Regions from separate parts of the Homo sapiens genome. Here region 2 is linked to region 1. Evidence: chromatin loops called from intact Hi-C (ENCODE). Cell type or tissue: mammary epithelial cell. All regions are shown on one strand. Links, peaks and the distances in the headings refer to the core of each region. The heading gives the core; the rest is flanking DNA.

Region 1 (8,336 bases), core at 253-8,252:
TTTTGGTCAACTACAATCTGAAAACGTTAAATGGGAAATGCCAGAAATAAACAATTCCTAAATTTTAATTTGTGAGCTGTTCTGAGTGGCGTGATGAAATCTCCTACTGTCCCACTCTGTTCTTCCCATGACGTTAATCATCCTTCTTCCAGTGTATCCACAGTGTATACACCACCCATCCTAGCATCACTTAGGAGCCATCTCAGTGAGCAGGTCCACTGTCGAGGTATCGCAGGGCTTGTGTTCAAGTAACCATTATTTTCCTTGATAACAATCCCAAAGCATAAGAGTAGTGATGCTGGTGATTCAGATATGCCCAAGAGAAGCCATAAAGTGCTTCCTTTAAGTGAAAAGGTAAATGTTTATTCCAGGTATATATAGGAAAAAATAAATAGTATATATAGAATTTGGTACTATCCAAGGTTTCTGGCAACCAGTAGGGGTCTTGGAACATATCCCCCCATTGCAGATAAGGGAGAACTACCATAAACATGTATCTGCATGTATTTTTTTTATGTGGAAAGGAACATATCATGCATACTGTCTAGCCACCATACTTAACTTCGTTTTGACAATGTGTCTCTGAAGAGATTGTAGCCTGTCTGCACACAAGCCTGTACCTTGCGCTTTTGTCCTGATTGAATAGTGTTCCATTGTATAAATTATTATAATGTGTTTTCCGAGCCTCCTGTTAATCTAGATTGTCTCTGATAGGTTACTATTACTGACAGTGCTGCAGTGAGGATCCTTGCACACCCATCTTGGCATGTATGTATGAGTCCATCGGAAGGATACATTTCTGTAAATAGGATTGCTGGGTGAAAGGTATATTTGCTTTTGTTTTGATGAAAACAGTCATCTAGCGCATGAGCATGTCTGTTTGCCCCATCTCAAGGTTTTATGCCTTCTAGTTAAGCATCGGCTACTACATGTAGAGCTCAGGACACTGACCCATGCACGAAAGGTACATAAGTCAAAGTTACTAATTAACATGTATCTTAGTAGGAGTTTGGGGTATTTGTTCAGGATTGCTGATCTCATGGCTAGATTAGTGAACATTCACCCCAAGAGTGAAAGGCTCTGGAATTTAACCACAAGCTTAGGCTTTGAAGATATGGTATCTCCCACCCATCTCCCTCTGATGGCAGATTAACTAGGCGGTGGGCAGAACCAACCCTTCCACACGCCAGCCTGTCTTCCTTAGAGAGCACAAGTGCATTTGCCCAGAACATTCACACTTTCAGACCTGGAGATGAAACACAATTTTTTGGCAGCAAATCTCAAATAACATGTATTTAGGATTACAAAGTCACAGTTTTGCAACCAGAGGGCTTGGGAAGGAGTTGCTTAAAGCAAGAAAATTGCAATGCAGTTTTTACAAAAATTAAAGATATAAAGTCCATCTTCCCAAATTACATTCCACACATTTACTTCTCTACAAATGCCATTTGCACACAATATACCCAGTTTGCACTGAATTCCATTCCTTGCTTCTTTTTCCCTTCTTAGTCACACACTATCTGTGCGTGTCAAGACACTGTTGTATAAAACTGCTGTATAGAACTAGGTATTTTATTTTGTTTTGTCTTTGCTTTAAATTTTATACACTTTTTGGATTAGGTCATTGAATACTTATCCTGTTTTCATCTGAATTTTCTTGGGAGAGAAAATTTAAATATTTACCTTCATCTTAAAAAAAAAGAAAGAAAGAAACCAATCCAGATGACAGAAACTGAGAGGGACATGGTGGTTGCAGGTGTCCGTGTGTGCTGGGAATGCAGAAACATGCCTGGAGCAGTGGAGGCTGTGCTCTGGCTCTGCCAAACACCCTGTGGGCCTATTGAGATCCACCACCACCTAATGGAGGAATTGCCTTCTTTCCTTTTTTTCAGTAAGCTCTTCATTGAATGCTATGGTTTGAATGTTTGTATCCCTCCAAAATGCATATTTTGAAACCTGATCCCCAAGATGGTGGTATTAAGAGGTGGAGCCTTTGGGAAGCAATTAAGTCATGAAGGCATGAGTGGGATTAGTGCTCTTATAAAAAAGACCCGGCCTGGCGCAGTGGCTCACAGCTGTAATCCCAGCACTTTGGAAGGCCGAGGTGAGCAGATCTCCTGAGGTCAGGAGTTCGATACCAGCCTGGCCAACGTGGTGAAACCCCATCTCTACTAAAAATACAAAAAAATTAGCCGGGCATGGTGTTGCGCGCCTGTAATCCCAGCTACTCGGGAGGCTGAGACAGGAGAATCACTTGTACCTGGGAGGCAGAGGTTGCAGTGAGCTGAGATAGTGCCATTGCACTCCAGCCTGGGCAAGAAGAGTGAAACTCTGCCTCAAAAAAAAAAAAAAAAAAAACACCCCACACACACACTCAAAAACAACAGAGCTTGTTCACCCCTTCTACCATGTGAGTGGAGGCAGCAAGAAGGCACCATCTATGAGGAAGTGGTCCTCACCAGGCACCAAATCTGCTGGTGCCTTGATTGTGGACTTCCCAGCCTCCAGAACTTTGAGCAATAAATTTCTATTGTTTTTAAGTTACCTGGTCTAAGGTTTAGCAATCTGAAATGACTAAGGTCCTAAAGTATAATGTATAGAAATAATGTGTGAACAGCTTGATAAATTTTTACACAGTGAACATATCCCTAAAAACCTGCATCCAGATCAAGAAACAGAACACTACCAGCACCCCAGGAACAAGTGGCTACCTTTTGAGTCACTCTTCAGCCTCTGACGATCTTTAACAATGTTGACCTCTCTGAAGATAGATTAGTTTGCCTTTTTTTTTTTGAGTTTAACGTAATTGGAATGATATGGTGTATACTCTTTTGTGCCTAAGTTTCTTTTACTCAGTTTTATGTTCGTAACATTCATCCATGTTGTAGCAAATAATTATACCTGGTTAGTGTTCGCGGCTGTGTAGTATTCCATTACAGGAATACACCACTATTTATTCATTCTACTCTTGATGGATATAGGTTGTTTCTAGTTTCTGGCTATTACAAAGAATGTTGCTGTGAACATTTTTTACGTGTCTTTTGGAGAACATATGTACACATTTCTGCCAGGTATACACCTGGGGTGGAATTGCTGGGTTGTTAAATTTCCTTACTGGGGCCTATAAGACCAGGTCTTGCCTGCTGCTAGATTCTTGTCATCATTAATCATCATCTATATGCCAGGCACTATGTGAGGCATTGGGAATAGTAAGGAGCAGAAGCAGATGTGGTTTCTGCTTTTGTGCCAGCATTAATTAAGCAAACACCAAGGTAAGGTGGTGTGATTGCCATGGAGGTAAGTGCTGAAGAGGAAAGAGGCAGGATCCCAGGACAGCTTACTGTTAGGTTTTTTAAAGGGAAGGTGAGGGTTAAAGAAAAACAGAGAGAGAGTTGGCGGCCCTACAGCAAAACATAGGCTTTATGTCCAACATAAAACCTGCAGAGGTTGGGGGCCAGCTTAATGCCAGTGCCCACTGCTGCTTACAGGCTGGGGCAATTATAGGCCTGAGCAGGAGGGGTCTGGGGGGAGCATGGCCTGCTGCCTGGGAAAATGTTGATAACATGTTCCCACGATGAGGTGGTTTGGCCCTTGTTCTGGTGGAATGTGATGTTCCTTGCCCTTTCTCCCAGCAAAGTCAGGCAGTTGGTCAGGCTGTTTCTCACGGCCCGAACCCCCCGTGGAATGTTTCACTTTGACCAAGGTCTGTGAAATGACAGGGAGCTTACGAAACGGTGCAACTTGGACTAACACTTATGACATAGGAAGTGGATCTGGGCTGGGGGAGAGGGTGGCATGGAAGGGGGGCTTTCCTGAAACAGTGACACAGCTGAGATTGGAGGGATGAGGAGAGTATACCAGGGTACGGTGAGGGAGAAGCTTCCCAGGAAGCTGGAAGAGCACGCGGGGCATGTTCCTGGAGCTGAAGGAGTGCCAAGGTGCCAGAGCATGGAGGCGGGAATGGGGATAGAGGAGGTGGCGAGGCTGACATTGGGGTTGGGGCTGCAGCCTTTGTGCCTGTGATGGGAGCCCAGACCTATAGCTGTGAGGTGTGTTGGTCTGAGAACTCTCCAGATCTCGCCTTCCTTGCAGATTCGTATCACAGCAGAGCAGGAAGGGCCCATTCAGCTACAAGAATTAGTAGGAAGCATTTGAAATGGTCCACAGCTGCTCACAATCCTTAAGGGAGTTTATCTGTAACTGAGAGAGTATGGGGAGGTGTCTGGACAGTCAGGAAGTACCTGTCGCAGGTGGCATTTTCTGGCTGGGCACAGGATCAGATGGATGTCTTTCTGTCTGTTGACAGGTCCTCCTGAGGACCAAGGCCTGCATAGTCTGATTTATGCTATATGTATGTAACTACTTTAGTACAGTTGAGGGCTCTTGAAGTCATGCTGTGTTTTTAGGAAGATATTTGAGCAGGAGATCATGAAAATTTTGCAAGAATCTGCAATCTGGAAGAGTGTTGATTCAATATACATTCATTAGGTGCCCACTCTGGGTTACTGTGTCTCGCACTGTCCTGGACACTAGGGATTCAGCAGTGAACAAAAACAGACAAAATTCCCCAACCTCTTAATGTTTATATTCATCCAAAATTTTCTTTCAAAATGGATTGTTTTGATGAGCTGCCGGATCTCTTGACCCCTCAGAGAATTTTACATTAGGGAAAAGTGCTTGTGTGTAGGCATAAGAAAGAAAGAAAATCTAGGATTGGAAAGTTGGAAACCAGTTTTCTACAGCCTTCCAGAAAGAACTCAACTCGAGGACTGACGTGGTGGTGGAAGGCAGAGTGGCAGGGGAAAGAGCACCAGCATCAATGTGAACATTCTAGCTGGGACGCTTCCTTGTGGTACGACTTGGGGCAACTTTGATCTTCTAAATGGGTATTAATAGTTCCCACCTGCAGGACTGAACTGTGGAAATGCACTGAGATCCAGCAGTTCAAATCCCTGGCCTGAGTATTGGGTGATTGTTGCGGTCATGAAGGCATGAGGCTTCTGTGCGACCTGGGTGACTAACACAGCCCACAAGCAGTGAGGAAGCCACTCCCAGCGGCCCTGCCCGTCTGGGTCCTCCTGCCCTCACTGGGTGTTCCCAGCCCCACTATACTGTCTCCCTCTCCCTCCTTCTCCAAGTGCCCAGACCTGCTCCAGCTGCCCCTGATACTCAGCAATGCAGACTTGTCTGGAAACACGGACAACAAGGCAGCTTGGCATTTCCGAGCCAACTGCTGAGATGAAACAGGTTCATTGTCAAGGCCAGGGCCAGGGCAGGAAGTCTAGTTGGAGGCCCCAGGGTAGCTCGCCCCAGAGTTCTGAAAGAGCACTGTTTAGAATTTTGTAACCATCTGTTGGCTTGGGTATGTGTTTGATGGCTGTGGCTGTGGGTTGAGGTGGAGTAATGTTGACCTTGGAAGGTTAGGATGCTTTTGTTTCTGATGAGACCATCTAGTGTAGGTCAAAAGGACTGTGTCGGAGATAGAAAACAACATTTTTTTTAAGTTGGGTGTTTTTGAATCAGCCAAACCTTAATGCATTGGGCAGAAGTGGCCCCTGGGGTAGTACCAGCTTGGTCTGAGTGTTTCATGGGCAAGGGTGGGGGCTGGGAAGAGAAGCTTGCCCAAGGCCCTGCTGCAGAGGGAGGGGCAGGAGAGCTAGTGGGAGCCAGGTGTGTGGAGCTGCCTTTCACAGAACTGGGTTATGGACCCACCAGAGAGATGGAGCCCCTTCTCTCCTTCCCTTCCCCCATGTCTCCCTCTCCCACCAGGGCTTGGTAGGGGTGGGGAAAGCAAGTTTATGGCCACCTTGATGTTCACTGGAGTGGCCCGAGGACTCCTTTTTGAGTTAAAGTGACTTGTTTTCTTCTTACCTTTATTCATCCCCTTACTCAGTAGGATGGCAGCAGATATAACATCATTATGTGTGTGAAAACATACAAAGACACTCGTTCTAGGGGGTGTTGTCCAGCAGATGCATGGACGTCCATGTTAACTCTTGTGAGTACAGAAGAGGATGCAGAAGTTAGCTGGATCCAGATGCTGGATCTCCAACATCCTTGGAGATGTGTGGTGTTGGATGCTTCTGTCCAGGGTAACATGGCTCTCATTACCTGGGCTTCAGAGCCTTCTCTACCTTACCATCTGCATTTGTTTTTTCTTTTTGATTGGGTGGCATTCACCTGGGCTTTCCTTCACTTCCTGACGATTCAAGATGGCAATTCTCATCTCTGGTCAGGCTGAGCTTCTCTCAGCAGCTCCTGACATTTCCTCCAGCTTGTCTCACCTTCTCAGTTGTCTCCCATTCCCACCAGCACATCCTTTGACCTTATCTTCCATACCCTTCTGCACCTAGGACCTCTTCCACTCCTTCCCAGTCAAGAAGCACCTATGAATAAGCACAGGTATTCAATATTTGTTAGGGTGGATACAGGTAAAATAAGAAATCATCTGTAGAGGTGACGTAGAAAGCACAGATAATAGAGAAATAACAGGTATCTGCCTCTGTCATCTTTCCTGAGCTCCAGATGTCAGTATTTAGGGGACTGCAGCTGTTTCCACATTATATCTTCTGGCACCAACAACTTCATGTGTCCGAAGTTGAACTCATGCAAACTCAGCCTTTGTTTTCCACATGACTCCTCCATCAACTCAGAAAGTGAAAGAGACCCACAGGTCATCCTCAACTCCTTCCTTTCCCTCACCTCTACCCCATGTCCACTCACCAAGTTCTGCCAGCTTTCAGTCCTAAATTTTCCCCGAATCTCTATCTTCTCTCCAAGACTGCCCCACCAAGCCTTCTGCCATTTGTCAACTCACAACTCTGTGGCAGCCTGAAATTGTTTTCAATTCCCAGTAGCTATGTACCTGAGGGCTGCCCCCTGCCCCCCATCACCTGGCTTTGTCCTACTCTTTCACCAAGCCTGAGCTCAGACCTCACCTCCTCTAGGAACCCCTCCAGGACCAGAGTACATGACCCCCCTCCCTCCCCAGGAGAGCCCTGCAGTACCTCTTCCAGGATCCTGCTCCTCTAGAATGCCCACTTCCCACCCAGTGTGAGGATGATCAGTTTACGTGCCTGCCTCCCCATGGACGTACACTCCTCTAGGGCAGAACCCAAAAGCTGCTGAAATTATCTTTGCCCAGTTTGACAGAGGGAGGGAAATGTAGTGGACTGAAAGTTGAGACACCAGGTTCAGCCTGACCCCAGTGAGTGCTCCACCCTTTTTTGTAGATTAAATGAACCCAGAAGTTAGTTCATGATGTAGTTCCTGTAAAAAATAATAAATAAACCTAGGAGGAGCCTCAAAGTCCCTTCCTGACCTGATGTTCTGCGATTCTGCCAGAGGAATCTGCTCTCTCCAGCCTGACTTTTCTATCTACACCTCCTCATCAGAGGAGCCTTCTGCACTACTGCCCTCTCCCAAGTCAGGGGCTGGGGACAAGGAAGACTTTCACTTTTCAGTAGCTTCCTGAGCCATTTCTTTCTTAGCTCCCAGGCTGGAGGCCTTTTCCCAGGTCTCTAATGGACAAACTTTCCACACATGACTTAAGAGAAGAAGACACAGGACTTGGACTTGGACAGTTTTGCTGCATGAACCACTGAAGTCTCTGGAACCTTAGCAACATGGACCCCTGGACCTTGGTCTTGAGTGTGGGGCCTGTGACAGTCCCCTGGCAGTGTGCTCATCCTGGCCTTTTTCTGGAGCTACTAAAGGAAAGAAACCCAGTTGAACCCAGGATTTTTTTCTTTACCCCCGAACTTCTTTGTACAGAAGTTTCACTTTCTCATAACATGATTTCTTTCTTTTACAAAAGACAAAATAAAACAGAACCCAAACTTGACACACAAATCCAACCACTACTGCTACTGTTCAGGCAGCTGGTCTATATTTTAGTAGCTCACCTGTTTCAAAAGCACCTAGGTAGTAGCTGGGAGGCTCGGTTAGTATTTCAAACCCCCAAAAGCTGCACAAAGCAGAGGCTCGGGTTCTTGAGTAGAGGGCTGATGCTAGAAACATAAAGAGATTCATCTGCATCTTCTTCAACAGTGTGCCTCACCTCCAACTCTCACTGTGAAAGATCTGCTTTCTGCTGAGCATGGACCTGGGAGAGATGTGTTCCCCGGAAGGCGGCCCGGGCTGTCATCAAGTCAGTTGCACAGGGACAGTGTGAAGCCTTCTCACTGTGGCACGAGCCATCACTCTCAGAGCACCTCAAGCCTGGCAGGGTTCCGAAAACCTCAGGGTTTAATCACTCCCCTGTTTAAGGAACTCAGACACAATGTATTTTACAAATTATTTTTGAAAGGTTTATATGAAGTGTTAAATTTTATGAA
Region 2 (8,336 bases), core at 301-8,300, 1.6 Mb after region 1:
CTGTAATCCCAGCTACTCAGAAGGCTGAGGCAGGAGAATCGCTTGAACCCAGGAGGCAGAGGTCACAATGACCTAAGATCACACCACTGCACTCCAGCCTGGGTGACACAGTGAGACTCCATCTCAAAAAAAAGAAAAAGCTTTCCAACTCCTGCTCTTCATTTAAGTGATTATATGTGCCTGTGATTGCTTAGGACTGAAAGTCATAGAAAAAAGGAGGCTGCGTGTATTTGCATGGTTCTAACAAGAGCAGAGTGCAAAACCCTGTCTATAAAGCATGTGATCAGTGTTGCCTGAAGTGGATAATGATCTTAACCTCCAGATGGAAAACAGTAGGCAAAAAGCAAATGCATCTTCTAAAAGTATCCCCTGGTTAAAGCTAGGGGCCTGGAGGGAGATAACAATATTGTGTTTACAAAGTGTTGTCAGTGATACCCACGTGAACTGCTGCTCTCCATTCTGGATGCCATGTTGACAGTGTCTCCAAATAGACAGTATCTGGACATGGTAATCCCCAGCACACCAGCCACCACAGGACCTAAAGAATGAAGAACCAAAGGCCATAACCGCTCTGCATTGCCCGAGGCTGGACTCGACGATACGCATCAGATGAACAAATGTAGTGATGCACCCTCTTGGGGCAAATTGGCAATAGGTTTTAGGGTTTACAGAAAGGAAACCGACAGAACCCACAAACACCTGCTGGAAAGCGACATCATCATTAAATGACCATGTCACTCACGAACTAGAGCTGTGAACAATGCCAATAGTGGTACAAACATGGGAGCAATTCATTCTGACTGAGGATCGGGTTTTATCTTTGTTGAGCCTTGGAAGATAGGTAGCATAACTGGCTACAAAATTTGCTGGAACAAGTGCAGAGTGAAAACACAGGACACTCTGTGCAAAAATGATTAAGAATTTCCAGACAGTGACAGAAAGAGCGTGAAACCAAGCATGCATCACTTCTGCACAGATCACATGCCCATGAGTTAGCAAACACAGAGCATATCAAAGGGCATTTGATGCTAAGGCATGGAAGAAAATTAGCCCTGTAGAACCCATCCTGGGTTTTGGTCTCTTCCTTTTTTTTTTTTTTTTTTTGAAAGAGTTTTGCTTTGTTGCCCAGGCTGGAGGCAGTGGCACGATGTCAGCTCACTGCAACCTCTGCCTTTCAGGTTCAAGCAATTCTCACGCCTCAGCCTCCTGAGTAGCTGAGATTATAGGTGCCTGCCACCACACCCAGCTGGTTTTCTGTATTTTAGTACAGACAGGGTTTCACCATGTTGCCCAGGTTGGTCTCAAACTCCTGAGCTCAGGCAATCCACCCATCTCGGCCTCCCAAATTGCTAGGATTACAGGCGTGAGCCACTGTGCCCAGTCCTTACTTTTGGTTGAATACATTGAAGCCATTGTGTGTCCTTGTTGTTACCAAGCAACCTAGCTAAATAGAAATACACATGCAGAGACAATTCAAACTTTTATTTCCCCTAAAGATGTTACTGTTCAATGTCCAGGTTCCTAAAAGCCCTGGACCTAGGAGTGGAACCCGGAACTACCTGCTGCCATCCCTGGACCATCAGGCCATCAGTTTTGTCTACCTGTGTAGAGGCCAATACGAAGCTGGAGCTTCTCCTGGGGCATGTGCCCAATTTGGAAGCAGATGGTGGCACTGAGGAAGTGCAGGGACATGGTGGCAATCTCAGCCACATGCTGGCTTCCATTGTGGTAGGGAGTCCACTAGCCACCATGTATGCATCTCCAATGGTCTCAACCTGAAAACAAAGTGACAGAGTGACCTTTGTTTTCCATGAGGGAGGCCAAGGGTTGGGGTGGGGTCAGAGATTAAGGCCCCTCATTTGTCCCCAACCTTGAGGCCCCATGTTTGGACGCGTCACACTCCCTGACCTCCACCCCATGCAAGTTCCAGCATTTCTTCAGTTCCTGCCCTTGTCATGGCTCTTCCACAAAGCCCCCCTCACCCTCCTTCCCTGAGCCTCCCTCCCCACAGTCACTGTTTCCTCCTCTGAAATCCAATAGTAGCGGTGACTATATTTCCCCAGCCCAAATTCAGAACCAGTGAGACAGGGAGCAGTATGCTCCTAGAGTCAACCTTGAAGGGTGAGGTGGATCCGTCAAGCAGAGACCATCTCACCCAATATTATATATATATACACATTATATATATATAATGTATGTATCTGCCTGTCTGTCCTCTTCCCCCTCCATCCTCCTAATAAAATCAGCTTTCAGATCTGTCATTCACAATAGAGAAATAAATGACAAGTAGAAGCTTAAAGTTACAGCCCTTTCCAGATACATTTGCATTTTAGCAGAATCCAAAGATGATGTGGTAAAGGCTGAATTTCAGGCATTAGCCAGACAGTAAGAACACCTCTGTCCTGGTGACCCTGAAATTACGCAAAGTCAACTATTCGACAAGCCTCACCTGCTTCCGGGTTTCCTCTCCCCACCGTGGTAACGTCCTTTAGAAATACAAACTAAGTTTTAATATGAGCTCAAGCAAAACACAACTGAGAAGGTAATACTAAGAGGAAAATCCCAGAAGATATCCTCCTAAGCAGGGCAGGTTCTGATTTTGTTGGGTGTGTGTGATCTACTCTTAAAGGTTATCTATACCATCCTTTCTTTCACCCTTGAACAGAGGCATCATTTGTGGGGAACACTGGGAGATAAACATTGAAGACGTGTCACTGTGTCACTGAGATATGTGACCATATGACCACACTGTCCCCCAAATCTCGCTATCCCCAGGTCCACAGGCAGAGACAGGGCCCTGGGATTGTGGTCAGTGCTGGTGCACTTGTGGCTGCCCACCAGGCATGTATGAGCACAGGCACACGGTACTGTCCCTAGAGTCATGGGCTGACCCCTTCTAAAGAGTCAGAACACACAGAAAGCAGCCCTCATCACCACCACCACCCGGCAGTCATGAAGAGCCAAAACATTTCTGTTTTCCCCATCAAAAATGGTTTTCACTCCAGGTGACCGTGTCCTTCTATCTCCCACAGTAGCACCCGGCAGGGAATTGTTGCTGCCCCGCTTTTAGTCACAAGTCTGATAGTCTAAAAGTGGGAATCTTTCTTCACTCTTAATTGCTAAGGATCAGGACAACAGAGGTGAGACCCACACAAGATCCAAGGACAACCTTTGAAGGACAGTAAACAGGAGCCTCTCTGCCTCTGAAGGAAATGTATTTAGGAAAGACGGGAAGGAATTAGCCAGTGGAAGGTCAATGCCTCTTTTTAAAAAGTGTTTACTGTGAGATAAAATAATGGAAGGAAACAGAGGAAACTGGTGAGTTTTGACAAGCACATACATCTGTGACTAATCAAGACCTTTTCCAAGAAAACAAACAGAAATAAAATATTGAGTTTCTGCCGTGAAGTGACATAGACTGAAATGGAGCTTCCTCCTGGCTGATGTCTGGAATCAGTTCCATTCTCCATCATGCCCCGGAGACAGCCTGCAAGGAGCACACGTGATCGCACAGTCAGGATGAGGCATCTCACCTTATAAACATCATAAGTTGTGATGATGTGATCGAATAAACTGTACACGTCATTGAGGAGCTTGACGACTTGCAAAGGGGAGCTGAGAGAACACAGCTTTGTGAATCCAACAATATCAGATAAAAAGATTGTCACAGATTCGAAATGTTCTGGTTCCACGGACCTTCCGGCTAGTAGTTGTTCTCCAGTGAAGCTGAAACCAGAGAAACGGATCATTTTTGAATGGGATCTTATTCATCTCATCTCCTACAGACTCCTGCAAAGTTGTCCTCATTGGTCCTTTTGCTTCAATGGCTAAGCTTTTGGTTAACAAAATTCATTTTCTAGAGGAATTCTTTTAACATCCACTTCTCCAGTTGCATTCTCTCTAAAGAGATATTTTAATTGACGTGTATAAATTGTGGGGGAGTAGGAGAGAGGGTCACATAATGCCTTTACAAAAAGGATTTTCTTTATGTATATTGGTTATAGAGTTAGGGTGTAAAGACTCTGCAGTTGTGGAAGGGAATATAATCATTCACCAATCCACAAATCAATTTCATTTCAGTCAACCAATCTCATTAAAAATCCCTGCCCCCACTTCTTTGGTCTAGACATGCAAGAAGCGCACGGGAATTTTAACAGCAAATACTTCTGCCAAGTGTTGAGAGAGTGAACATATAGAAACAGAACCAAAAATGAAGCAATATTTGAATGTGAAGCCACAGGTACATATTAAACTGTGTGGAGGTTTTGGACCTACAATCAAATACAGGGGAGGTAGCAATTAGTCGGACTCGTGAAACGAGGGCGCCATCTAGTGGCTACTCTCCTGTTGCTGCATCCACCACCCTCCACGTAAAAGACCGACTACAGCCTCTATTTCTATGGATTCAGGAGAGTTTGCCTCTATCTCCCTTTACAGGTGTACCAAACTGCACAAAAAAAAATGCCTGACCCCTTTTAGAAGAACCTGACATTCTCTTAGAAAAATAATCATGGAAATAATCCCCCCTATGTGGGGCTGCTAGATGGTGATGCCGCAGCTTCAAGGCCCCAGTGCTTCCGAATACCTGGGCACTTTGGTGGACAGAAGCTTCTCCACCTTCCTCTTCTCTGCAGTCAGCTGGCTGGTCCTCTCTTGCACCACTTCCTCCAGGTAATTGGCATACACTTCCAGCTTGCTCATCACACTGGCCAGTATGCTCACATGACTTTAAAAGAAACCAGACATTGATGTTTTCTCCCAAGACCCTTAGGGCCTCAGTGGAACAGAGCTTCCAGCTACACATTCCAGGAAAATATTGCTTGCCTTTCAGGTGTCCTAGTTAAGGGTTGCCAACGGACATCGGGGAAGTGACAATGGCATTGCAGCCGCGTGACAGGACAGAGCCTGCCTTTCATCAGCCCTCTAAGCTGCCTCCTTCATTTCTCTGAGCCTCACTTTACTCATTTGGAAAATGAAGATAATCACGCGTACCTCATGTACATACGATCACGTTGTTGTTCTGAGGATGTAGGGAGATAACATGCATAAAGTGTCTAGGGTCACGTCCAGGGCCACAGGCACTCAACAAATGGTGGCCTTCAATGGCCCATTCCCCACCTCCCAACAGACATTGAGAATGCAGATTTCAGGATGGGTCATTCCTTTCTTTTCAGACGGTCTAATGTAAGGGCACTTCTAGATTCTATTAGTCCTTTGTTTTCGAAGCGTCTTCAGAGAACTCATTTAAATTCCTCATCTTCAGATGAGGAGACCTAGACTCACATAGGAAAATAGATTTGTCATAACATTGAGGTCCATATTTTCTAAGTAAAAAATATGGGGATGTATCTTAAGCTTACTTAAGAGGTATCTTTAGGTTAATTACCTTGATTTAATCATTCTACACAGTATACGTATTCCGAAACATCACATGGTATACCATAAATATAAACAATGTTTCACTTGTTAATTTTAATTTTAATTTTATTTTATTTTACATTTTTGAGATGGCGTCTTGCTCTGTCACCCAGGCTGGAGTACAGTGCTGCAATCTCAGCTCACAGCAACCTCCACCACCCAGGTTCAAGCGATTCTCCTGTCTCAGCCTCCTGAGTAGCTGGGGTTATAAGTGTGTGCCATCACGCCCAGCTAATTTTTGTATTTTTAGTAGAGATGGGGTTTCACCATGTTGGTCAGCCTGGTCTCAATCTCCTGATCTCAGGTGATCCACCTGCCACGGCGTCCCAAAGTGCTGGGATTATAGGCTTGAGCCACCACACCCAGCCTCATTTGTTAATTTTAAAAATCATTTAAAAATGATTTTTAAAATTTAAAAACTATTACGAGCTTGGAAATGCAGAACCCAGGGCTATTGTGTTAAGAATGCATAGCTGAGGCCAGATACGGTGGCTCTTGCCTGTAATCCCAGCACTTTGGGAGCCCAAGGCAGGCAGATCACCTGAGGTCAGGAGTCTGAGACCAGCCTGGCCAGCATAGCGAAACCCTGTCTCTACTAAAAATACAAAAATTAGCCAGGCATGGTGGCACACACCTGCAGTCCTAGCTGCTCAGGAGGCTGAAGCATGAGAATCACTTGAAGCCGGGAGGCAGAAATTGCAGTGAGCCAAGATCATGCCACTGCACTCCAGCCTGTGCAACAGAGCCAGACCCTGACTCCAAAAAATGTTTTGTTTTGTTTTTTTAAATAATGCATAGCTGAAGGTCCAAATTAAGAGTAGACACCTGATTCCTAGCCTGGGGCTCTTTCTACCAACTCAAGCTACCTCTAACATGGGCATGTCTTCCTAAATTCATGTACTAAAAGATGATACAATTATCTGGTGTAAAGGAAGCTACTATTGAGAAAGTTGTTGGAGAGGAATGCGTAATTTAAGTCATAACCTACTCTATGGGTGGTGAGTAATTTTTATCCCACAGTCCAGTCCAAATTGATTAGCCTAACCCTTGGAATGCTGATTTGAAAAAGACTCTGAAGCCATGTCAAAACTCCCTGGAAACAAGGGCCTTAATTGATTAGTGACACCTGAGATAGACAAAGAAGGCAGTAGAATTATTAATATCTGATCCATTTTTGTGGCATTTATGAAATAAAGGAAAAATTTCTCACTCCACTGTAACCAGCATGTAGTACAGTGTTTTGTGTATGGTAAGCACTGAGTGAGTGTATGAGGAAGGAAGAAAGGAAGGAAGGAAGGGAGGAAGGGAGGAATGGAGGAAGGGAGGAGGGAGGAAGGGAATGAGTCACATAGAACCAATCACGGCCATATAGATTTAATTTTGTTTTGTTTTGTTTTTTAGAAACAGGGTCTCGTTCTGTCACCCAGGCTGGAGTGCAGTGGCACAATCATAGCTCACTGCAGCCTTGACCTCCAGGGCTCAAGCAATTCTCAGCCCCCCTAAGAAACTCAAACTACAGGCTCACACCACCACGCCTGGCTAATTTTTTATTTTATTTTATTTTTTATAGATACAGAAACTCACCATGTTGCCCAGGCTGGTCTTGAACTCCCGGCCTCAAGGGATCCTCCTGCCTTAGCCTCCTAAATCACTGGGATTACATGCATGAGCCACCATGCCCAGCAGCTCTAAAATCCTAATGGTTAACTGAGTGAGAGCAAATATCTGTTGCACATCTAACTCACCCTCTGGGACTGGCCTCTCGTAAAGTTTTCTTGATGGAAGAGAAACTGGGTCTTTTCTCCAGAGATTCATCCCAACACACCCTCACCATGGCCACGATCTTTTCATTGCCCTTCTCCTCGGGCAGGGAAGGTTGCAGTGGGACTGCTGCTGCAGGGTCTTTGATTTGGTTGATGATTTCTGAAATTCATGTTGGGTTTAGACAGCCAAACATCAGAACTTTGTGCCACTTACTACACTTCATTTTCAATAGTAATTGTGCTCTTATATTTGTAAACTGAGTTTTTAAATAAATAGAACAGATTAGAATTCCAAAGTAATCTGGATATTTTAATAGGAATACTCTGAGAATCTGCCTGGAAAATGAACAATTCTAATGAAAAACATATAAACAAACATCCTCCTAATTAATTTGTTTTCAAATCAAGATTTTTTAAAATAGAACTTTGCTTGAGGAGAAGCATATCTCTATATGATTTCAGGAATGTATAGGCATTTCGTGTTGGAAACCCCCAAAGCGCGCTTCATGCAATTTTGTTAAATTTTCTGTAATATGTCGCAGAAATGCTATTTTAACACGTAATAAATGTTACCATCATGTCCTGCCTCTCTGTCCGATTTTCTAAACCTAATTTTTCCCACTTCTTCACTGGCTCCTACTGACATTTATTAAACATTCTGCTTAACCAGATGTTGTCAAGAAAATAATATTTTGAGAACAATGTATACATGTTTTGGCATAAAAATAAAAATACTGTGTGTGCAACAACATGGATAAGTCTTACATGCATTATTACTAAGTTAGAGAAACCAGTCAGAAAAGGCTGTGTACTGTATGATTCTATTTACATGGCACCCCAGAAGCAACAACACGCAAGCAGCAGTGGGCATATCTAGCATCATTTCTTTCTTTCTTTCTTTTTTCTTTTCTTTTTTTTTTCTTTTTTTTTTTTTTTTTTTTGAGATAGACTCTGGCCCTGTTGCCCAGGCTGGAGTGCAGTGGTGTGATCTCCGCTTACTGCAACCTCCGCCTCCTGGGTTCAAGCGACTCTTCTGCCTTAGGTTCCCCAGTAGCTGGAACTACAGGCATGCGCCACCACGCCCAGCTAATTTTTGTACTTTTAGTGGAGATGGGGTTTCACCATGTTGGCCAGGATGGTCTCGATCTCTTGACC

Evidence for each region. Peaks named below come from ENCODE experiments on the same cell type or tissue, not always from the same donor. Only the 100,000 strongest peaks of a DNase experiment are listed, where the experiment ranks them.
Region 2: it touches region 1 in a loop (5-fold over the local background); 3 of 110 quality-filtered maps call a loop at or near these places.

The regions. Positions count from the first base shown.
Region 1 is chr10:110,734,840-110,743,175 of GRCh38, forward strand. The region is part of intron 1 of RBM20 (RNA binding motif protein 20); the gene reads left to right. Among named protein-coding and RNA genes, the nearest start is that of RBM20, 95 kb to the left of the region's middle. In mammary epithelial cell, for the core only: no CTCF peak of the experiment used is centred there; a DNase peak (open chromatin) is centred at 5,162.
Region 2 is chr10:112,310,716-112,319,051 of GRCh38, forward strand. It overlaps the pseudogene GUCY2GP. Among named protein-coding and RNA genes, the nearest start is that of MIR6715B, 15 kb to the left of the region's middle. RefSeq lists a silencer at 4,242-4,351. In mammary epithelial cell, for the core only: a CTCF peak has its summit at 4,332 (motif pointing left); no DNase peak of the experiment used is centred there.